Linked DNA regions of Homo sapiens: all the other regions are linked to region 1. Evidence: read pairs that join two places in POLR2A ChIA-PET (ENCODE). Cell type or tissue: GM12878. All regions are shown on one strand.

Region 1 (8,000 bases):
GACAGTTCTAGAAATGCTGTCCACGAGCCTCTGGCAGAGACAAATCCAGCGAATCGTTGCTCACATTAGGTGCATAGTAGGCCGGGTGCGGTGGCTCAGGCCTGTAATCCCAGCACTTGGAGGCAGAGGCGGTAGGATCACGAGGTCAGGAGATCGAGAGCATCCTGGCCAACATGGTGAAACCCTGTCTCAACTAAAAATACAAAAATTAGCCGGGCATGGTGGCGGGCGCCTGTAGTCCCAGCTACTCGGGAGGCTGAGGCAAGAGAATCGCTTGAACCCAGGAGGCAGAGGTTGCAGTGAGCCGAGATCGCGCCACTGCACTCCAGCCTTGGCAACAGAGCGAGACTGCGTCTCAAATAAATAAATAAATAAATAAATAAATAAATAAATAAATAAACAAACAAGTGCATAGTAAAAATTTGTCACACTGAAGGTAATTTTCTTTTTGCCGATAAGTAGCACAGTATAGAAGATCAAGCTTGGAGGCCTGGTGCCAGCCATTGGCTCACGCCTGTAATCCCAGCACTTTGGTTGGCCGAGGCGGGCAGATCACGAGGTCAGGAGATCGAGGCCATCCTGGCTAACACAGCGAACCCCATCTCTACTAAAAATACAAAAAATTAGCCGGGCGTGGTGGCATGCACCTGTAGTCCCAGCTATTCGGGAGGCTGAGGCAGGAGAATCGCTTGAACCCGAGACGCGGAGGTTGCAGTGAGCCGAGATTGTGCCACTGCACTCCAGCCTGGCTAACAGCGAGACTCTGTCTCAAACAAACAAACAAAAAAAGATCAAGCTTGGGTTCCATCATACCTTAGTTCCAGTTCCCTATGACCAAATATTGTAATTTAATGTGTAGAAGTCCAGTTCCTCAAAAGTAAATTGAGGACAATTTACTTTTATGGTGGAGTTTGATGATGTATGTGAATGATTCCAACACTGCCCAATAGGCATCCTCTTTCTTTGGGAATTGACTAGTCCTGGAGGGCTGTCCTTGTGACACACACACACACACACACACACACACACAGAAGTTTTCATCCAAAGTTCCTTGCTTATAACTCCCACAGCTCTTGTTAGTCTTTTGTTTATAATGTTGGGGGCACTTTAGGCTCAGAAGCAGGCCTCAGAGAACAGAATTCTCTCTCTCTCCCTCTCTGGCCTTCTTCTGCCTTCCTTTCACCTGTTCCTTTTCCCCCAAGGCAGAAATCTTCCCCCAACTTTGTGTCTTGGAGCTGGCTATAAATAAGTTATTTGTCATATCTTTTCTGATTGTAGGTTGCAAGACCCCCATTTCAGAAGGGGTCCTGCCCTGTACCTTGGAGGAAGGGATGCTGCACAGAGGCCAAGACAAATCTCGACAGTCCTTGCTGGGTTCCCTCACTCAGTCTAGAGTATCACTATGAGATCATACCTTTTGGTCCAAGCATATTTCTACATGGTTATCAATCATGCCTATCCAAGGAAGTTTTCATAAAAGGCCTACGAGGACATGATTTGGAGGGCTTTCAGATAGGAGGTTCCTGGAGGATGCCACTCCCAGGGAGGGCATGGAGCTTCCAGGCCCCTTCCCCCATACCTGGCCCTGTGCATCTCTTCATCTTTATTCATTATAATATCCTTTGTAATAAACCAGTAAATGTGTTTCCCTGAGTTCTGTGAGCCTCTGTAGCAAATTGGTTGAACCCAAAAAGGGGATCATGGGAATCCCAAATTGAAGTTGGTCGGACAGAAGTTCTGGAGGCCCATACTAACTACTGATGTCCAAACCAGGGGCATTCTTGGGGACTGGGACCTCAACCTGTGGGATCTGATATTATCTCCAGGTACAGTGCCAGAATTGAATTGGAGGACACCCAGATGATGCCCGCAGCAGAACTGATTGCCTGTTTGGTGTGAGGGCAAATCCCCCACATATTTGGTCACAGAAGTCTGTGTTGATTGTTGTAGTGGTGGCATGAGAACAGAGGAAAAATACAGTCTGAGTTGGCTTTTCCACAAACACCTTCTGACCAGAGCCAGAATGTTTTCCTGAATTTAAGCTTGCCCTTCTCTGGACCATCACTCCTTTGACCCAGTAACAGGTCGGGACTACAGGAAACTGGGGTTGCTGAAGGAGGACACAGGCTTCTCCCCCTAGAGCCAGCCCTTCCACTGTGTTCCTGGACTTGACCAGGATGGGATGGGAAACTGCTAGGTTCACTGGATTTGGGTGTGAGTAAAAGTGGAAATTGGTATGTTTTCTGTTTGGATTCTTGACCACAGAATCTGCAGTTTAATGGTTTAACTCTCTAAAATCATTGGGAGTCCTTGGAGAAGGGGTGGTAAGTGTGTCAACAAACTGTAATGAACCTAATCCTGGAGCCTAAAGACAAGCTTTGGCCCTGATGAAGAGGGTGAGATTACAGGCTTTACATCAATTATGTGACATCTTAGCCTCTATCTGAAATGGCAGTGTTCTCTCAGGACAATACAATTTCCAGGGCAGCCTACCACGCCCGGCCTCTATGTGAAATTTAAAAATTAGCCAGGGCCAGGCTTGGTGGCCCACGCCTGTAATCCCAGCACTTTGGGAGGCTGAAGAGGGCGGATCAACTGAGGTCAGGAGTTCGAGACCAGCCTGGACAACATGGCGAAACCCTGTCTCTACTAGAAATAGAAAAAATTAGCCAGGCGTGGTGGCGGCTGCCTGTAATCCCAGCTACTCAGGAGGCTAAGGCAGGAGAATCACTTGAACCCAGAAAGCGGAGGTTGCAGTGAGCTGAGATTGTACCATTGCACTCCAGGCAGGGCGACAAGAGGGAGACTCCATCTCTAAATAAATAGTATGTAGAGATGGGGTCTCACTGTTGCCCAGACTGGTCTCAAACTCCTAGGCTCAAGTGATCTGCTTGCCTCAGCCTCCCAAAGTGCTGGGATTACAGGTGTGGGTCACTGCACCGAGCCCAGGTGAACTTTTTTGTTTTTTTGAGACACAGTCTTGCTCTGTCGCCCAGGCTGGAGTGCAATGGCGTGATCTCAGCTCACTGCAACTTCCGCCTCCCGGGTTCAAGCGATTCTCTTGCCTCAGCCTCCTAAGTAGCTGGGATTACATGCACCCGCCACCATGCCCAGCTAATTTTTGTATTGTTGGTACAGACGGGGTTTCGCCATGTTGGTCAGACTGGTCTTGAACTCCTGTCCTCAGGTGATCCACCTGCCTCGGCCTCCCAAAGTGCTGGGATTACAAGCATGAGCCACTGCCCCCAGCCTGAACTTTTTTTCTAGGTCTTCCTTCAAACTCCTACAATTTCTTCAGGCCTATGAGGGTGGCATATCAGTTTCCCCAGACAAATCCTGGAAGATAAAGTTAGACTTTGGAGTTAGGGATAAAGAGAACAGGCTGTCTGTGTGGAAAGGGCATGCTTCATGGAGGAGACATTCAAGCTAGGCATGGAAAATTGGTTAGAATAGAGATAGGTATGGCAAGGCCATGGTGTGGGGGGTGGCCATGGGGAGGGACAGTTAAACAAATACTGAGTGTTTTCTGAATGCAACTGTGTATCTAGGTTTCCCCAGGCTCCTGCAACCTCATCAGTGCTTAGAATGGAAGGGAGAAGCTTAAGGAGTCCTTGGTCACTCTGATGGAAGTATAGTCTTAGCCAAGGTGACCCTGTCAACCAATGTGACCTCCAGCAGTCTTTCTCCAGCCCAGAAATGCTGGGCTCACTGGACAAAGCCCCGTTAGAGTGATCTAATCCTATCCACCAAGCAACTCCCTTCGAGGCCCTGTGCTCTTTTTTTCCCTGTTAAGTGTAGCCAGAGCTCAGGTCCCCAAAGATGCAAGTGGCACTATAAACAGACCCTATCCCCCCAAAGTAATCTGCCTGGATATACTTTGGCACTTTCCATCCCAAGGAGAGGCAGAGACTGGAGCATCCTGACACATGGCATATGGGGATGAGATGGGGCATCAATCAAGATTTGGAAGAACAAGAAGGCATCAGTGAAGCCCTGATCAAGTGACTCCCTCCCAAGGAGCCCTCTGGCTTCAGTTCCACCAGTCTGCTTTTTCCCTGACACACTTCCACTCTCCACCTGTGTCTGCCCTTGCTCATTGGCTGCCAGCTAATCTGACCCACTTATCCCAGGAAGGACAGCTAGGACTGAGGAGACTTTGGGTCTTCTCCTAAGCAAAATAATTTTTAACTTAAAGAGTGGCATCTCTGGCTCACTGTGAGAGGAGGAGAGGTCTGATGCATTTGTGGCAAGTCCTGTGCTCCAAAGGAGCCAGTGAATCTTCAAATGAGCTGCAGCCTACCTTATTCCCACTTCTCCTGGGGTAGGAGGGCTCTACAAGGAATTACACGATCCATAGAGCTTCCTCTACACCACTCCTGAATTAGTCCCAGAAGCTGTGGCATCCCTCAGACCTCCATCTCAGAATCCATCCTGTGAGAAGCTGGTAAGAAACCCAGTAATGACTCAGCACCAGACTCTTCTCCCCTCTCCCCACCAGCCAGAATGAAAGGCAGAATCGAGCAGGCTCCTCCCCAATGGATGGCCACATCCTCACCACAAACTGAGTCATGGTCACACCCTGCCTGATGGAAAATTACCAGGAGGAGGGAAACGGAAGGTTAAACTCCAGGGGTTTGTAATTTCTCAACCTAAAAATCAGATAAATGTTTGAGGTGATGGATACCCCATTTACCCTGATGTGATTATTGTTCATTCCATGCCTGTATCAAAATAACTCAAGTAACCCATAAATATATATACCTACTATGTACCCACAAAAATAAAAAATAAAATAAAAATAGCCATCTACTCTGTACCCAGAACTAATGAAGAAAATAGTTCTTTTCCTGACCCTAGTCCTAACCAAGCATGTCTAGGTCTATGAAGTGAGACTGCTTGAGCCCAGGACTACATGAAAAGTAGGAGGCCGCTGTCAACCTGTATGTATGGTATTTGTAATAGGCTTGGCCCTGTGGAGGATGCCTTGTTGCTCACACCTGGGTTTCACAGGCTCCAGCTTCCCCACCTCCAGAAGAACCAGGCCTGGGCAGAGAAAAGGGGCAACTTTACCTCAATTCCCCCTCCAGGCTGTGGGAGGATTCCTCTCCAGAAACTCAGGGTCCCACCCAAGTTTCCCTACAATGAAGGCATTCTTGTTGTTTGTGGGGTTTTAATTATATTTGTTTTACCTCATATATGTTAAGATATTATCATTTGTGGCTTCTAAACTTCTTAGATCCAAAAAGTCCTATTGCTTTTCTGTGGCACTATGAAATGATGTATTTAACTTTATTACAATTTTATTGGCATAAAAAGATTATTATACAGATGATTTTTTTTTTAAAGTGACACCCATAAGGCTAGCTCAGCTATTTGAGTTTTTCTGGTAATATACACCATTTGTTCCTTCTCATTCCATCATTTGCTAGTACTGCTATATTGGATGTCAGTGATACAGAGAAACTATAAGAAATGCTTACGACTGAGAAAAATCTATTAACAATCTTTGAAATTGAACAGAAATGTTGTTATACCATTTGAGTAGCCACACACCAAAGTTCAGTTGCTGGAACATCAGTGAGAACAGTTGGAGACCATCTAGGATAACAGAGTGGTTAAAAGAACTCAGGTTCTGGAGTTGGTCAGATCTAGTTAGAAACAGCACTGGCTGCGCACAGTAGCTCATGCCTGTAATCCTAGCACTTTGAGAGGACTGCTTGAGGCTAGCGATTCAAGACCAGTCTGGGCAACATAGCAAGATCCCATTTCTACAAAACAATTTTTTTTAATTAGCCAGGCATGGTGGCACATGCCTGTAGTAATAGCTACTTGGGAGGCTGAGGCAAGAGGATCACTTATACTCAGGAGTTGAAAGTTACATGAGCTATGATCACGCCACTGCACTCCAGCCTGGGTGACAATGAGACCAAGTCTCAAAAAAAACCAAAAAGCAAAACTTAACATTGCCAATAACCAGCTGTGGGACCTTAGATACATTATTTAAGATCTCTGAAGAAAACCTATCTTCCAGCTTTGTTGTCAGGATTAAATGAAAAAATATTTGTAAAGTTTGAACACTTTTCAGCATAGAACCAGAACAGCAATCTGGAGTCAGGCTGCCTGTCACTAGCTGTGGAATATGTTACTTATGCTCTGTGCCTCTGCTTTCTCATCTACAAAATAGGAATAATCACGCCTACTTCATAGGCTTGTTCTGAGAATTACGAGTAAATATATGTAGAGAACTTATAATACTGGCTGGGCGCAGTGGCTCACACCTGTAATCCCACTACTTTGGGAGGCCAAGGTGGGTGGCTCATCTGAGGTCAGGAGTTCGAGACCTGCCTGACCAACATGGTGAAACCCCATCTCTACTAAAAATACAAAAAATTAGCTGGATGTAGTGGTGCATGCCTATAATCCGGCTACTCGGGAGGCTGAGGCAGGAGAATCACTTGAACTCAGGAGGCAGAGGTTGTAGTGAGCCGAGATCACACCACTGCACTCTAGCCTGGGCAAAAAGAGTGAAGCTCCATCTCAAAAAAAAAAAAAAAAAAAAGAAAAGAAAAAAGAAAATTTTTAATACCAAGCACACAGTAAGTAATCCAAAGTGTTAGCAAATTATTAAAGTGCTTAGCATAATGTCAGCACCTTCTTAGTAAAAACTAAAGAAAAGGTCAGCTATCTCTAATACTACAGAGATGGGCACAAAGTCCTCTCAGGAGGCAGGTATTTCAGTCAGAGTGGGCTCAGTGATGAGGTCATTTACTTGGTGAAGAGGTTATTTCCTAGACCTGAAACCAGAATGGGAGAAGAGGGCTTAGGAGACTTGTAAATTAGAATGTGTTAGTGTTGATCAAGAATGAGCAAAGTTTAAGAAACAGCTTCTAGAGGGATGGACCTTAAGAATGGTACTTGCATGTTAAAGCAGGTCAGGAACTGAAAACCAGGGTAAGATACCCAGGCAAGAAGGTACCTCTAAAGTACGGTGAAGGTGATGAAAGACAACAGGTAGCCTAGAGTGTGCTTTGTAAATCAAGCTATAACAGATTAAAAAACCCTATCCTTGAAATGCCAGGCTTATTTAATGCTTTTTGTATTCTCTGTGCTTATATTCCTGTTTTTCTTCATTAATATTTCATAAAGTATATAATCCCAGCACTTTGAGAGGCTGACACAGGCAGATGGCTTGGGCCCAGGAGTTGGAGACCAGCCTGGGCAACATGGTAAAACGCCATCTCTCCAAAAAGTATGGAAATTATCCATGTGTGGTGGCACCTGCCTGTGGTCCCAGCTACTTGGGAGGCTGAGGTGGGAGGATCACCTGAGCTTGGGAGGTCAAGGCAACAGAGTAAGACCCTGTCTCAAAAAAAAATTTTTTTTTCACAAAATATTTGGAAATGTCCAACTGACACAGCTATGCTTATAACTAAGGATCTGGGGCACATGAAGCACAGCCTGAAAGGCCAGCAAAAGGCTGAAATGGGAATTTCAACAGGGAGAAGAAAAAATTCACTACAACAATTAGGCTTCCTAGAAAGAGCTGCCTTCCTTTACCACCTTACTAAACTTGGTGAAATTGGGTTGTTTCATTAAGTGAAGCTGCATTCCCTTAGGATGTCTTTATAGATTTCGACTTAGAGACAAACCCCACTTCCTGCTCCCACCAGTTCTCCCCTAACCTCACTTACCCTGAAGAAACAGGTTGGAGGAGAAAGAGAGTAGGGGTCCAGTTCCTGAGATATAGAGCAAGGGAGACTGGGCAGGTTTGTGCAGAAAGCAATAGGCCCTAAAGGCAGTAAATCTTAGCTGCTCTGGCCTCAATGGCCCTTTTAAATTTTGACTAATAGTCATTAGTGGTATTCTATATTCTCGGTTTGTTTCATCTGCATAACTGATAAGTTTCCCTTTAATCCACTGATTAAAAAGCTGACACATCTGTAGTATACTACAATAAATGGACACAACTTTGATACCATGCAACATAAACAGTCCCAATC
Region 2 (8,000 bases), 140 kb before region 1:
TCTCACCTCAGCCTTCTAAAGCACCTGTATTACAGGTGTAAGCCGCCACACCTAGCTTCAAACTTTTTTATTATTATATCTGTTATGGTGATCTGTGATCAGTGATCTTTGATGTTACTGTAATTGTTCTGAGGCACCAAAAATCATGACCATATAAGACAGTGAACTTAATCAATCAATGTTATGTGTGTTCTGACTGCTCCATCGACCAGCTGTTCCCTGACTCTTTCTTCTCGTTGGGCCTCACTATTGCCTGAAACACACAATATTGAAATTAGGCCAATTAATAACCCTACAATGGCCTCTCAGTATTCAAATGAAAGGAAGAGTCAAATGTCTCTCACTTTAAATCAAAACCTAGAATGATTAGGCTTAGTGAGAAAGGCATGCTGAAAACCTAGACAGGCCAAAAGCTAGACCTCTTGTGCAAAACAGTTTGCCAAGTTGTGAATGCAAAGGAAAACTTGAAGGAAATTAAAAGTGCTACTCCAGCGAACACACAAATAAGATAGCAAAACCACCTTACTACTGATATGGAGAAAGTTTTAGTGGTCTGGAAAGAAGATCAAATTAGCCACAACATTCCCTTATGCCAAAGCCTAATCTGGAGCAAGTCTCTACCTCTCTTCACTTCTATGAAGGCTGAGAGAGGTGAGAAAGTTATAGAAGAAAAGTTGGACACTAGCAGTGTTGATGCATGAGATTTAAGGAAAGAAGCCGCCTCCACAACATAAAAGTGCAAGGTAAAGCAGCAAGTGGTGGCATAGTAGCTGGAGCAAGTTATCCAGAAGATCCAGCTAAGATAATTGATGAAGGTGGCTACACTAAACAACAGATTTTTAATGTGACAAAACGGCCTTGTGTTGGAAAAATATGTCATCTAGGACTTTCATAATTAGAAGTGAATGCCTGGCTTCAAAGCCTCAAAGAACAGGCTGCCTCTCCTGCTAGGGGCTAAGGCAGCTAATGACTAAGCTGAAACCAATGCTCATTGACCATTCTGAAAATCCTAGGGCTCTTGAGAATTAACGCTAAATCAAGGCCAGATGTGGTGGCTCACGCCTGTAATCCCAGCACTTTGGGAGGCTGAGGCAAGCGGATCATCTGAGGTCAGGAGTTCAAGACCAGCCTGGCCAACATGGTGAAACCTCGTCTTTATAAAAAATACAAAAATTAAGGTGGGTAGATCACCTGAGGTCAAGAGTTTGAGACCAACCTGGCCAACTTGGAAAAACCCCATCTCTACTAAAAATATTAGCTGGGCATGGTGGTGGGAGCCTGTAATCCCAGCTACTTGAGAGGCTAAGGCAGGAGAATCATTTGAACCCAGGAGGCAGAGGTTGCAGTGAGCCAAGATCACGCCACTATACTCTCCAGCCTGAGTGACAGAGCGAGACTGTCTCAAAAAAAAAAAAAAAAGAAAAAAAAAAATTAGCTGGGCATGGTGGTGCAGGCCTGTAGTCCCAGATACTCAGGAGGTTGAGGTGGGAGAATCACCTGAACCCAGGAGGCAGAGGCTGTAGTTAGTTGAGATCACACCACCGCACTCCGGCCTGGGCAACAGTGAGATCCTGTCTCAGGGAACAACAACAACAAAATTACACTAAATCTACTTTGCCTTTGCTCTCTAAATGGAAAAACAAAGCCTGAATGACAACACATCTGTTGACAGTAAGGTTTACTGAATGTTTTAAGCCCACCGTTGAGACCTACTGCTCAGAAAAATAAGATTCCTTCAAAATACTACTGCTTATTGACAATGCACCTAGTTACCCAAGGGCTCTGTTAAAGATGTACAAGGAGATTAATGTTTTCCCACCTGCTAACACAACATCCACTCTGCAGCCCATGGATCAAGGAGTAATTTTAACTTTCAAGTCTTATTATTTAAAATATTTCATGAGGCTTTAGCTGCCATAGACAGTGATTCCCCTTATGGATCTGGGCAAGGTAAACGTAAAACCTTCTGTAAAGAATTCACCTTTCTGGGTGCCATTAAGAACATTCATGACTCGTGGGAAGAGGTCAACATAACATTAACAGGAGTTTGGAAGAGGTTGTTCCCAAGCCTCATGGATGACTTTGATGGCTTCAAGACTTCAGTGGAAGAAGGAATTGCAGATGTGGTGGAAACAAAGATAATTAGAATTTAAAATGGAGCCTAAAGATATGACTGAACTGCAGCAATCTCACAATAAAACATGAACAGATGATAAGCTGCTTCTTACTGATGACCAAAGAAAGTGGTTTCTTGAGATAGAATCTACTCCTTGAGAAGATGCTGAGAACACTGTTGAAATGACAACGAAGTATGTATAATATTACATCAACATAGTTGATAAAGCAGCTGCAGGGTTTGAGAAGACTGACTCCAATTTTGAAAAAAGTTATATTGTGCATAAAATGCTATCAAATGGCACTGCATGCTACAGACAAATCTTTCATTAAAGGAACAGTCCACTGATGCAGCATACGTCATTGTCTTATTTCAAGAAATTGCCACATCCACTCCAACTTTCAGCATCCACTATCCTGATTAGTCTGCAGCCACCACCATGAAGTAAAGAACCTCCACCAGCAAAAAGATTACAATTCAATGAAGGCTCAGATGACCGATGACCGTTAGCATTTTTTTAATATTTTCTAATCAATGTGTGGATATTTTTGTAGACATGGTGCTATTATACACTTTAAATAGACTATAGTACAGTATAAACATAAGTCTTATACGCAATGGGAAAACAAAAGTTTCATGTGACTTGCTCTACTGCAATATTCACTTTATTACAATATTTGCTTTATTGCAGTGGTCTGAAACTGAACTTAAATATATCAGAAGTATGCCTGTATATAAACTGGAGATCCAGAAAAAGAAAGACTGAGATGGTGAAACAAAAATATTTAAAAACTGGGAGGCCAAGGTGGGCGGATCATGAGGTCAAGAGATCAAGACCATCCTGGCCAACATGGTGTAACCCCATGTCTCTACTAAAAATACAAAAATGAGCTGGGCATGGTGGCGTGCGCCTGTAGTCTCAGCTACTCAGGAGGCTGAGGCAGGAGAATCGCTTGAACCCAGGAGACAGAGGTTGCGGTGAGCCGAGATCACACCACTTCACTCCAGCCTGGTGACAGAGCGAGACTCCATCTCAAAAATAAATAAATAAAATAAAAATTTTTTTAAAAAAAAGAAGAAACAGAAAAAGAAAGACCACTGAAACTATAAGATCATTTCCTCTGAAAACAATTAACTAGAAATCAGTATAAAAAAGATGAGTGGGCATAACAAATGTATTTTTCAAAGATGTCCACACCAGCATATACCCCATCCCACACATACTTTTACAATGTGACTTGACACTTTTCCCTATGCTTCCTCCTCCTCAAACATGAATGGAGCTCTGTAACTCTGGATCACCAGAATGCAGAAACAAGGCTAGGTCATAAATGGCAACATGGCTTCTATCTGGTATGCTCTCTCTCTCAGGAATTCCACTGACCATGCCCTGACAACAGTTAAAGTTTCATGGAAAAACCCACATGGAAGGGAACTAACACAGAAATGCCAAGTTTAACCACTCCTGAATTCCTAACCCACCAAAACTGTAAAGGATAATAAGCCACTAAGTTTTGGGCTTAACTGGTTATGCAACAATAGATAACTAACATACTAAAAATTGTCACTTATTTGGAAATTTTTAAATATACTCCTAAATAATATATGTGACCAATAAATGAAAAATATTTTGAAATAAATAACAAAACTACATTTCAAAACTTGTGAGATGCAATTAAAGCAATACTTCATGGGAAAATGTATAACCCTAAATAAGTATAATAGGAAAAAAAATTAGAGAGCTATCTATTCAGAAGATAAAAAAGAATTGCAAAATAAACCTGAAGAAAGTAGGAAGGAAATAACAGAAGTGATCAGGTGTGTGTGGTGCCACACACCTATAGCCCCAGCTAGCCAGGGGGCTGAGGCAGGAGGGTTACTTGAGCCCAGGAGTTCGAGACCAGCCTGGGCAATATAATGAGACCACACCCCCATCTCAAAAACAAAACAAAACAAAACAAAACAAACTGCTGTGATCATATTTTGGTTAGAAAAGAAATGATAAAAACGAAGAAGTGATAAGTAGAGAGAAAACAAAATAGTAAAGGCCATCAAAGCCAGAAGTTGTATTTAAAAAAAAAAACAACTATAAATTGGCAAACCTCTGGCAAAAATAATTAAGAAATTAAAAAGAAAAAGAGGCCAGACACAGTAGCTCACACCTGTAATTCCAATACTGGGAAGCGGAGGCAGAAAGATCATTTGAGCCCAGAAGTTCGAGATCAACCCTGGCAACACAGCCAAGACCTCATCTCTACAAAAACTCAAAAAGTAGCCAGGTCCAGGCCAGGGGCAGGGCCTCACACCTGTAATCCAGCACTTTGGGAGGCTGAGGCAGACAGATCAACTGAGGCCAGAAGTTCCAGACCAGTCTGGCCTACATGGTGAAACCTCATCTCCACTAAAAAATACAAAAGTCAGCTAGGTGTAGTGGTGCACACCTGTGGTCTCAGCTACTCAGGAGGCTGAGTCACAACAATCGCTTGAACCTGGGAGGCAGAGGTTGGCAATGAGCCGAGATGCTGGGCAATAGAGCAAGACCCTGCCCCAAAAAAAAAAAAAAAAAAAAGAAAAAAAAATTAGCCAGGTCTAGTGACACACACCTGTAGTCCCAGCTACTCAGGATCCTGAGGTGGTAGAATCACTCGAGCCTGGGAGGTCAAGACTGCAGCCAGCCGTGGTCACATCACTGCACTCCAGCCTAGGCAACAGCGAGACCTTGTCTCAAAAAAAGAAAAAAAAACCAAGGCTGGGCGCGGTGGCTCATGCCTGTAATCCCAGAATTTTGGGAGGCTGAGCGGGTGGATCACCTGAAGCCAGGAGTTTGAGACCAACCTGACCAATATGGTGAAACCCTGACTCTACTAAAAACATAAAAATTGGTCGGGCATGGTGGCATGCGCCTGTAGTCCCAGCTACTCAGGAGGCTGAGACAGGAGAACTGCTTGAACCCAGGAGGCTGAGGCTGCAGTGAGCCGAGATCGAGCCACTGCACTCCAGCCCTCCAGCCTGGGTGACAGAGCAAGACTTGGTCTCAAAAAAAAAAAAAAAAAAAAAAAAGCAAAGGATCAGGAATGGAAAAAGGGATAAAAACTAACATCAGAAATAACAGATTAGGGTAATCCCAGCACTCTGGGAGGTGAGGCAGGCGGATCACCTGAGGTCAGGAGTTTGAGACCAGCCTGGGCAGTATAGCAAGACCCCATCTCTAAAAAAATAGAAAAATTAGACAGGTGTGGTGGCTTGCACCTGGAATCCCAACACTTTGGGGTGCCGAGGCGGGCGGATCACCTGACGTCCGGAGTTCAAGACCAGCCTGGCCAACATGGTGAAACCTGTCTCTACAAAAAATAGAAAAATTAGACAGGTGTGGTGGCTCACACCTGGAATCCCAGCACTTTGAGAGGCCGAGGCGTGCAGATCACTCTGAGCTATAACAGATGTGAAGACTCAGTGCTCGGTGGTGCCCAGGCTGGAGTGCAGTGGCGTGGTCTCGGCTCGCTACAACCCCGTCTGGGAAGTGAGGAGCGTCTCTGCCTGGCCACCCATCGTCTGGGATGTGGGGAGCCCCTCTGCCTGGCTGCCCAGTCTGGGAGGTGAGGAGCGTCTCCGACCGGCCGCCATCCCATCTAGGAGGTGAGGAGCGCCTCTTTCCGGCCGCCATCACATCTAGGAAGTGAGGAGCGTCTCTGCCCGGCCGCCCATCATCTGAGATGTGGGGAGCACCTCTGCCCCGCCGCCCCGTCTGGGATGTGAGGAGCACCTCTGCCCCGCCACGACCCCGTCTGGGAGGTGAGGAGCATCTCTGCCCCGCCGCCCCGTCTGAGAAGTGAGGAGACCCTCTGCCCGGCAACCACCCCGTCTGAGAAGTGAGGAGACCCTCCACCCGGCAGCTGCCCCGTCTGAGAAATGAGGAGCCTCTCCGCCCGGCAGCCACCCCGTCTGGGAAGTGAGGAGCGTCTCCGCCCGGCCAGCCGCCCCGTCCGGGAGGGAGGTGGGGGGGGTCAGCCCCCCGCCGGCCAGCCGCCCGGTCCGGGAGGGAGGTGGGGGGGGTCAGCCCCCCGCCCGGCCAGCCGCCGCGTCCCGGAGGGAGGTGGGGGGGTCAGCCCCCCGCCTGGCCAGCCGCCCCGTCCGGGAGGGAGGTAGGCGGGTCAGCCCCCCGCCCGGCCAGCCGCCCCGTCAGGGAGGGAGGTGGGGGGTTCAGCCCCCCGCCAGGCCAGCCGCCCCGTCCGGGAGGGAGGTCGGGGCATCAGCCTCCCGCCCGGCCAGCCGCCCCGTCTGGGAGGTGAGGGGTGCCTCTGCCTGGCCGCCCCTACTGGGAAGTGAGGAGCCCCTCTGCCCGGCCAGCCGCCCCGTCCGGGAGGGAGGTGGGGGGGTCAGCCCCCCGCCCGGCCAGCCGCCCCGTCAGGGAGGGAGGTGGGTTCAGCCCCCCGCCAGGCCAGCCGCCCCGTCCGGGAGGGAGGTCGGGGCGTCAGCCTCCCGCCCGGCCAGCCGCCCCATCTGGGAGGTGAGGGGCGCCTCTGCCTGGCCGCCCCTACTGGGAAGTGAGGAGCCCCTCTGCCAGGCCAGCCGCCCCGTCCGGGAGGGAGGTGGCGGGGTCAGCCCCCCGCCCGGCCAGCCGCCCCGTCCGGGAGGGAGGTGGGGGGGTCAGCCCCCCGCCCGGCCAGCCGCCCCGTCCGGGAGGTGAGGGGCGCCTCTGCCCGGCCGCCCCTACTGGGAAGTGAGGAGCCCCTCTGCCCGGCCAGCCGCCCCATCCAGGAGGGAGGTGGGGGGGTCAGGCCCCGCCCGGCCAGCCGCCCCGTCTGGGAGGGAGGTGGGGGGGGTCAGCCCCCCGCCCGGCCAGCCGCCCCGTCTGGGAGGTGAGGGGCGCCTCTGCCCGGCCGCCCCTACTGGGAAGTGAGGAGCCCCTCTGCCAGGCCAGCCGCCCCGTCCGGGAGGGAGGTGGCGGGGTCAGCCCCCCGCCCGGCCAGCCGCCCCGTCCGGGAGGGAGGTGGGGGGGTCAGCCCCCGACCGGCCAGCGGCCCCGCCCGGGAGGTGAGGGGCGCCTCTGCCCGGCCGCCCCTACTGGGAAGTGAGGAGCCCCTCTGCCCGGCCACCACCCCGTCTGGGAGGTGTGCCCAACAGCTCATTGAGAACGGGCCAGGATGACAATGGCGGCTTTGTGGAATAGAAAGGCGGGAAAGGTGGGGAAAAGATTGAGAAATCGGATGGTTGCCGTGTCTGTGTAGAAAGAAGTAGACATGGGAGACTTTTCATTTTGTTCTGTACTAAGAAAACTTCTGCCTTGGGATCCTGTTGATCTGTGACCTTACCCCCAACCCTGTGCTCTCTGAAACATGTGCTGTGTCCACTCAGGGTTAAACGGATTAAGGGCGGTGCAAGATGTGCTTTGTTAAACAGATGCTTGAAGGCAGCATGCTCGTTAAGAGTCATCACCACTCCCTAATCTCAAGTACCCAGGGACACAAATACTGCGGAAGGCCGCAGGGTCCTCTGCCTAGGAAAACCAGAGACCTTTGTTCACTTGTTTATCTGCTGACCTTCCCTCCACTATTGTCCTATGACCCTGCCAAATCCCCCTCTGTGAGAAACACCCAAGAATTATCAATAAAAAATAAATAAATTTAAAAAAAAAAAAAAAAAGAAATAACAGATTAGGTGGTTCCATGGTGTAATGGTGAGCACTCTGGACTCTGAATCCAGAAATAACAGATATATCAGAAAGCCAATCAATACAATCAACCACATCTCAAAAAAATCCAAGAAAATTCAGTAGTTATACACGTCTCTAATGGAGTCTTGGCAAAAGAAAAACAGAAGCTTCCTTGATTCGATAAAAGGTATCTACAAAGCCTACACCATGCTTAATGAGGAAAGGTTGAAC
Region 3 (8,000 bases), 61 kb before region 1:
CCTCAGCTTCCCAAAGTGCTGGGATTACAGGTGTGAGCCACCATGCCTAGCCTTTTTTTTTTTTTTTGGAGACAGAGTCTTGCTCTGTCACCCAAGCTGGAGTGCAGTGGTGTGATCTCAGCTCACTGCAACCTCCGCCTCCCAGGTTCAAGTGATTCTCATGCCTCAGCCTCCCGAGTAGCTGGGATTACAGGTACCTGCCATCACATCTGGCTAATTTATTTATATATATATAAATTTTTTAGCAGAGATGGGGTTTCATCATGTTGACCAGTCTGGTCTTGAACTCCTGATCTCAGGTGATTCACCTGCCTTGGCCTCTCCAAAGTGCTGGGATTACAGGTGTGAGCCACCATACCTGGCCTGTAAATTCTTTATTGAGAACGTTAATCCTTAGTTTATCATTTTTGTGATGTTTTCCCCAGTTTGTCGTTTCTCTTTTGTCTGTGGTATTTCTGCTGTGCCTGTGTGTAATTACTGCATGGGAGATTCCATCTATTTCTTCCATGTATGTTTCTCGCTTGGTCTCAGTCCTCTCACAGGACAGGCCTGGGGGGAGTAGATATGCAAGTCAGACCACTGAGCCATTACAGCGTGGGCCTGGCAGTGAATCCATGGGGCCGCCAGGGAAAAATTCTGTGGGCTCAGCTCTGAAGAACCTGCATCCCAGACTGAAGGATGGATGAGGGATAGAACGGGATGACAATGGGAAGGAGCTTGGACAGTGCTTTCAGAGGCAGGGAGCCTGTTGCTTGAGAATGTGAGTCAAATTCTCAGGACTGCAGGAGCTCAGAGGATGCACAGATCCCTGGGAACTGAAATACAGTGGGGTTCCTAGAGAAAAGGAAGCTGAGCCTTAGAAACTGGGTATAATTATAATCTTGCATGGATTATCTAATCTTGCATAGATAACCATGTCTTTGCATGGATTCTAAACCAAACACATCCTTAGGTTCAAATGTGACTGTCTCAGGGAGAGAAGCCTTCCCTCAGCCCTCCCCCAGCCTAGGTGAGTAGTCCCTGCTTCAGATACTCACTCACAGCACCCTGATCGGAAGTCTCTGCTCAGCATCTGTCACACTGTGTCTGTGTGCCATGACTGTGCATCTCCAGGGGCTCACAGACTCTGCCTGGTCCTTCATTGAATCCCCTGAGTCCAGTGCTGAGCATGCAGCAGGCGCTCACGACAACTCCAGGGAGGAGCTTTCCTGCCTTCAGACCAGGCTCAGCCACCAAACCCGGCCAACTTTCAAGTCTCTTTAAATTAAAAGCCAACTCCTGGCCAGGTGTAGTGGCTTATGCCTGTAAGCCCAGCACTTTGGGAGGCTGAGGCAGGTGGATCACCTGAGGTCAGGAGTTCAAGACCAGCCTGGCCAACATGGTGAAACCCGATCTCTACTAAAAATATATAAATTAGCTGGGCATGGTGGCGGGCATCTGTAATCCCAGCTACTCAAGGGGCTGAGGCAGCAAAGTCGCTTGAACCCGGGAGGTGGAGGTTTCAGTGAGCCGAGATCACACCATTGCACTCCAGTCCAGCCTGGGCGACGAGAGTGAAATTCTGTCTAAAAAAAAAAAAAAAAAAAAAAAAGCCAACTCCTTTACACATGATCAAGAGGATGGTTGCAAGCCATTCCTTTCTGTTTGCCCACTGAAGCCAGTTCCTCCTGTCTCTCTGCTGATAATGCTCTTGGCTCAGAGACCCTGCCTATGGCCAAAATGAGTAAACCTGCCGCGCTCTCAAAACGATCTTCAGTTCACTTTCCACTCAATAGTGGTGTCTTCTCCCCTGTAGTGTTTATTTTGACGAATGAAAATAAAGAAATGGGAGTAGTGCCACCTGAAGAAGTACAGGGCAGACTGGTCACTGAGCACTCACCAGCAGAACCACTCAGGCAGGGGACACCCAGTGACCAGCTGGGCCCTGACCCAGAGGGCCAAGAAGGAGGCTTCAAGAGCACAGGGCTCAGCCTGGTCCCCCACCCTGCAGGCAGCCGCTGTAGACTCTACTCACAGACTTTTTGTCGCGCTAGGTGTTCATGCCCTGTGGGTTGTGAACCACATCTCCTCCCGCTCTGTCCCATCCAGTCCCGTCCCATCCCCATGCCCCAGCTGTGGAATTCATGTCAGGAGTCCTGGAAGCCATAAAAAACTACCTAATTTCTGTCAGGAGAGGTATGGAGCAGGGGAGTGGCAGTGTTTTGACATTAAAGGAGGTACAAAAGATTGGAAATCCTCCGATGAGGCCCTTCCCCTGGCTGAGCATGGTCTGAAGGCAGGAAGGCCCCTCCCTAGAGGGCACAGGAGGTGTCTGCCTGCTCTCCAGCCCCATGCAGCAAAAAATACTCCCTGAGCTTTTCACATCATGAGGCAGGTAGGGAGCTCCCCAGCCTGAGAAGCTGCCAGAGGGCAGGGATGGCACCAGCACAGGGAGATGTCAAGAATGGGGAGACAGGGCAGGAGAGGAGGGGGCAATGAGTGGGAGCCCAGATACACAGGAGTCTAGGGGCCTCGTGGTGCACCTGACACAGGCATTCTGCTCTGCACACCTCCCCCAGGCTCCAAATACCCACACCAGGCAGTCACTCCCAAGTCTACCTCTGTAACCTTGACACCCACACCCTCCCGAGCTTCACCCCCTGCCATCTAGACGTGTCCATGCATGTAATCTCAGTAGCGGCCCCCCAAACCCACTTCCTCCTTGGCATCCAATGTCTGTGAAAGGCTCTGTCTCCCCACAGTTACCCAGGCCAGAATACTCCACTCATTCTTCTCCTCACCTCCACAGCCAATCAAGCCCTCAGGTCCCCCCCAAGATAACCCATAAAACCATCTCTTTTCTCATTCCCACTACACCACGCAAGCCCAGGCCACAATCCTTTTCCCAGATGCTGGCAACAGCTCCCTGACCAAAACTGCCTCCGGCTGTGCGGGTACACACTGCCTCTCTCCCACATGCACACTGCCCAGAGGGCCAGCTGGGGCCCGGGTCTGATCCTGCCACTCTCCTGCTGATGCTCCTTCTTCACTTCCCGTCACTTCTTCAGCTGGCCTCCCAGACCTTCCTGCTTTCCAGCCTCATCGCCCGTCATTCCCTCCCCTGCAGTACAGCCCAGCACCTTCACTTCTATGCCACAGCAGCCCTTCACACCTGCGTGCTTTGCCTGCATACCTGCTTACCCTTCTCATGCTTATCTACCTGGGGAGTTCCGGTCATCTTTCAAGCCCCAGGTGAAACGTCACCACCTCTGTGAAGCCTTCCTCAGTTTCCCCCAGCAGAGGGGCTCATCCCTCTTCTGTGGTCCACTGTCGCTTCTTGCAGGCTGCTGCCCCAGCACTTACCACACCAGAGTGTGCTTGTCTGTTTACACATCTGTGTCCCCCAGTTGACTCTGAGCTCCAGCAAGGGCGTGTCCCGTACATCTCTGTATCCCCAGCATACAGCCAGCACCCAGTGTTTGCTGAATGAATGAAGGAGAGACAGGGAAAAAGAGATAACACCCCAAAAGGGAGAAGCAGAGGAAAAAGCAAGGCAGTAAGAGTGAGGGGGCGCAGAGAATGACACACCCAGCAGGAAAGGAGGGGACAGGCTGGACAGGAGCTGATGGGGTCCCCCACAGCAGGGCCCTTTCCTCCAGGAGCTCTGGTTCGGTACCTCAAGGCACTCAGCCCAGGGTGGCTGACTGATCAAAGAGGAACTCAGGTGGGAGGTAGGAGGCCCAAGCAAAGAATAAAGGGTCTGGGCAGGATGGGGTATTTGGGTGAAAGCACAGGCTGGGCCCCTCCTGTCTCCAGTGGGCTGCACACACCTGGGCGGGCCATGCCCTGGCAACACTCCCCCAGCCTTCCCAGCCCTTCCTAACCACAGGGCAAACCTCCCTCCAGTACTCATCCAAGCCTCTGGCAGTGGCCAAGCCTGTGGCTGATGCTGAAGCACAAATCTCAGCCGGGCCTGCGTGGTCACAGGCAGGGCCTTCCCCACAGCTGGGGTGGGGTGGTCCCCTTGGGCATCTCCTCCTCCAAGGAGGTGACCGCACTCTCCCAAGCTGACTTCTTGTGGACCCTGTGGGTCCTGCCAACTCTTCTCAAGGCCAGGCCAAAGACAGCTCCACCCTTTTGTGCAGCCAGCCAGGACGCTCAGCCCCAGCGAGCTCCAAGCAGAGACCTGAAAACACCACTGTTCTCTTCCAAACAAAAACACATCATGGCAACAGGCCCCGACAGTACAAACCCAGAAACCAGGGAAATAGCCATCCAAGGACAGGAAGCTTCGTGGACATCTGTCCTGGATAAAACTTCGCAAACTGGGGCTCAATAGGCTGGACCTGGGACTCTTCCCCCCAGTGGCTGCTCCAGATCCCCCGACAAGGTCTCTTCACTCCACCTGCACTTCTCACTCAGCTCACCTCCTACTTCAGGGGGAAAGGACACTCTCCTTTTAACTCTAAAGTGTAGCCGCTGGGTGCACATTAGAATCACCTGCAGTGCTTTTTTTTTTTTTTTTTTTTTTTTTAAGAGATGGAGTCTTGCTCTGTTGCCCAGGCTGGAACACAGTGGTGCAATCATAGCTCACCACAGCCTCAACTTCCTGGGGCTCAAGTGATCCTCCTGCCTAAGCCTCCCAAAGTAGGTGAAACTACAGGTGTATGCCACCATGCCCAGCTATTTTTTAAAAAATTTTTTTATAGAGATAAGGTCTTGCTCTGTTGCCCAGGCTGGTCCTGGCCTCAAGCAATTCTCCCACCTCGGCTTTCTAAAGTGCTCGGATTACAGGCATGAGCCACTGTGCTCAGCCTGCAGTCCTTTAAAAAAAAAAAAAAATGATGCCTGAGCTCTGTCTCAAACCAGTTAAATCAGAATATCTGGGAATAGCATTTAAATAACTATAGATTTCTTAAATTGTTGTTGAAGTATTATTTACATATAGAAAAGCACATGTTAAGTAAATGTACAATTCAATGCATTTCACAAACGAGTACACACCTGGGAACCAGGCCCCCAGAACTACCCGCTGCTTCCTCTGGTTTCACTGGCCACACCCTCCTGGCCATGGATAGCCATCATCCTGACTTCCAGCACCACAGAGTGCTTTTGCTGCTTTTGGGACTTTAAATGAACAGAATCATACCATACATACTCGTGTATGTGTCTGCTTTTACTCAGCAATGCATTTGAAATATGGATAGACCACAATTTATTTATTCGTTTTACTACTGATGGACATTTAGGCAGTTTCCAGTTTTTGCCTCTTATGAAAGTGCTATGAAAATTGTAGTACCAGTCTTGTGCATGCAAGTATTCACTTCCGTGGGTAAACACTTAGGATTAGAAGCTCTAGGTCATAAGGCAGGTGTATGTTCAGCTTCTTTTTTTCTTTTTGAGACAGAGTCTCACTCTTTCACCGAGGTTGGAGGGCAGTGGCATAATCTCAGCTCACTGCAGCCTCGACCTCCCAGGTTCAAGAGATTCTCATGTATCAGCCCCCTGAGTAGCTGGGATTACAGGCGTGTGCCAACACGCCCAGCTAATTGTTGTATTTTTAGCAGAGACGGGGTTTCACCATGTTGGCCAGGCTGGTCTTGAACCCCTCACTTCAAGTGATCCACCCGCCTCGGCCTCCCAAAGTGCTGGGATTATAGGCGTGAGCCACCGCACCTGGCCGGCTTTAGCTTTTAAAGGCTCCCAGGTGATTGTAAACCCCCAGCCAACTAAGAAACCATGGGAAGAATCCTGCCCCCACCCCTCCTTTCTTTGTGGCTTCTCTCCAAGGCCAATCCACCTGCCTGGGCTCTGAAACTGGGGTCCTGACCCTCCTGAGCCTTCTTCACCCTGGCCCTCTTGAGTTTCAGGAACTTCCTTGACAAGGCAGGGAACCCCACTGTCAATAAGCTTTCCTTCATCTGTTTAAGGCCTGGGGGCCCATTTCCTAGGTTGTACCACAGAAGTCACAAGACCAGCTTTTCCAGGTGGCAGAGGCCGGCTCTGAACCACACTGTGTCCTTCCCGAGAGACTCCCTATGTGCTCTCAGGGCCACAGTCCTCACACACAGTCAGAAACTGGGTGACAAGACCTTTCCTGATGGCAAACTAGGATTCTGTGGAGAGAGGCAGGCTTATTATCATCAATGTGCTGAAACTTGAAGATAAAAGGTAATTTCCTTCTTTTGCAAAAATAATGTCATTATTGCTGTCTTGCACTTTCTTTTTTTTTTTTTTTTTTTTTTTTTGAGATGGAGTCTTGCTCTATCGCCCAGGCTGGAGTGCAGTGGCGCAATCTCGGCTCACTGCCAGCTCTGCCTCTGGGTTCGTGCCGTTCTCCTGCCTCAGCCTCCGGAGTAGCTGGGACTACAGGCGCCCGCCACCACGCCCGGCTAATTTTTTGTATTTTTAGTAGAGAAGGGGTTTCACCGTGTTAGCCAGGATGGTCTTGATCTCCTGACCTTGTGATCCGCCCGCCTCGGCCTCCCAAAGTGCTGGGATTACAGTTGTGAGCCACCCGGCCCGGCTGTCTTGCACTTTCATAGAAGCTGTACCTCCCTTTTTATTTTCTCAGATGACATTCCATATCTAGGACAACTGCTTTGTCCTTTCCACTGACTGGAGGAGGGGAGAAAAATCCAATAATCGAGTCTCATACTGAGTGTAAGGGGGTGAGGCTTAGTGAGTTGGGGTCCCACTCAGCTCCCCTGGCAGCGGGCTCCAGAGGGGCGGGAACTCAACCTCATCACAATCCCTTCTTCCAGGAAGGGTTCTGAGAACACCCAGGCCGGGAACGGGCTTGCTCTCCCATCACTGCCTGTAGCAGCTTTGAGATGAAGGGGGGATGTGGAGGGCCAGAGGCCTATCTTCCCAAGACCTACCAAGTGACCCTGGCCACAGCCAGCGGAACCATGGTGTGCTCCAGGCCCAGGAAAAGCCATCACAAGCTGACCAGCAGCCTCTTTAGAGTGAAAAGATGAGCCGGCCTGTCAGATTCCCTTCCTAAGGAATCCTAACTGGGAAATCCGAGATGTGGAGGTATGCAGCCAGGAGGGAACAGGCGAGAGAGAGCCAGGTAGGTGCGAGCTGCAGCTACACTAGAGCTGAACCTCTGGGTGCCCCCGGAGACTGGCTCTAGAGCGAGGGAAGAGGGGGCAGGAGGCAGAGAGAAGCAGGGGGCCATGGGCCAGGCCTCCAGTCTAGGAGAGCACGAACTGGCTCCCCTAAGATGCCCATTAACTCCTGCATTTGTGTCTCCACAAAATGGCAAACAGAGAAAAAAATTATCCCCTCTGTGACCTGCAGATCGTCAGGGCTACTGTGAGGATCTGCAAGAGGTCTTGACTCAGTCTGGGGTGGGGCTGGGGACACCCATAACCCTGCCCATTGAGCAGGACGTCCCCGACTAGCACTGGTGAGCGCTGTGTTAGCCTCTGTCCCATCACATCCTTGAAGGATACCTAGAGGGGCATCTACCCACGGCAAGTGAAGACAGGGGTACCACTGGGCCTCAAAGGCACCCAGAAAGCTCCATACATGTCCTCCATGCCTGAATCTTTCCACTGGGACTACAGTCCAAGGAACCAGCCGCGGCAAGGCCCTCTCTACACCTGGGCCACACCCAGTGACTGCCTCCCACCACCATGGGCTCGGAGGCACGACCCAACTTCAGCTCAGGCCCAGCCTCCCTTTCTTCTCCTCCCTCCACCAGAGGTTAGAGGCCAGCAATTGCTGCCCCCTCCTGCCCAGAGCTCAAAGGCCTGTGCAGTGAGAACAGTCGCCACGGAGACAGACAGGGACAAACAGCTAAAACCGGGAAGCTTTCCTCCTGGGGATATCCAGGATTTCCTACAAAGCATAGGCCAAATCACAGAGCCGGCTCTGCAGAGAGTGCCCTGCCGGCTGCTGGCTTCGTCCCATCATGCCCGCTGCTGGAGCGGCATCTATTTGAGCTGGCACCCCCGGGTCTGCTCATAGACCACTTTTTCTTGGCAGGCCACTTGGGGCTTGGCCATTTCCAG

The links. ChIA-PET counts read pairs that join two places held together with the same protein. Peaks named below come from ENCODE experiments on the same cell type or tissue, not always from the same donor. Only the 100,000 strongest peaks of a DNase experiment are listed, where the experiment ranks them.
Region 2: POLR2A ChIA-PET joins it to region 1 with 10 read pairs; 4 of 35 experiments call an interaction of 5 or more read pairs at or near these places.
Region 3: POLR2A ChIA-PET joins it to region 1 with 11 read pairs; 8 of 35 experiments call an interaction of 5 or more read pairs at or near these places.

Annotation. Positions count from the first base shown.
Region 1 is chr15:72,233,091-72,241,090 of GRCh38, forward strand. No RefSeq gene overlaps it. Among named protein-coding and RNA genes, the nearest start is that of PKM, 5.9 kb to the left of the region's middle. RefSeq lists enhancers at 4,003-5,202, 4,413-4,632, cis regulatory regions at 4,015-4,135, 4,184-4,808, 4,943-5,029 and a silencer at 4,379-4,589. In GM12878, no CTCF peak of the experiment used is centred here; a DNase peak (open chromatin) is centred at 4,531; H3K4me3 peaks cover 626 bases; H3K27ac peaks cover 902 bases.
Region 2 is chr15:72,094,758-72,102,757 of GRCh38, forward strand. All of the region lies in intron 1 of MYO9A (myosin IXA), which reads right to left. Among named protein-coding and RNA genes, the nearest start is that of MYO9A, 19 kb to the right of the region's middle. RefSeq lists an enhancer at 7,311-7,821. In GM12878, no CTCF peak of the experiment used is centred here; no DNase peak of the experiment used is centred here.
Region 3 is chr15:72,172,367-72,180,366 of GRCh38, forward strand. All of the region lies in intron 1 of GRAMD2A (GRAM domain containing 2A), which reads right to left. Among named protein-coding and RNA genes, the nearest start is that of GRAMD2A, 21 kb to the right of the region's middle. In GM12878, no CTCF peak of the experiment used is centred here; no DNase peak of the experiment used is centred here.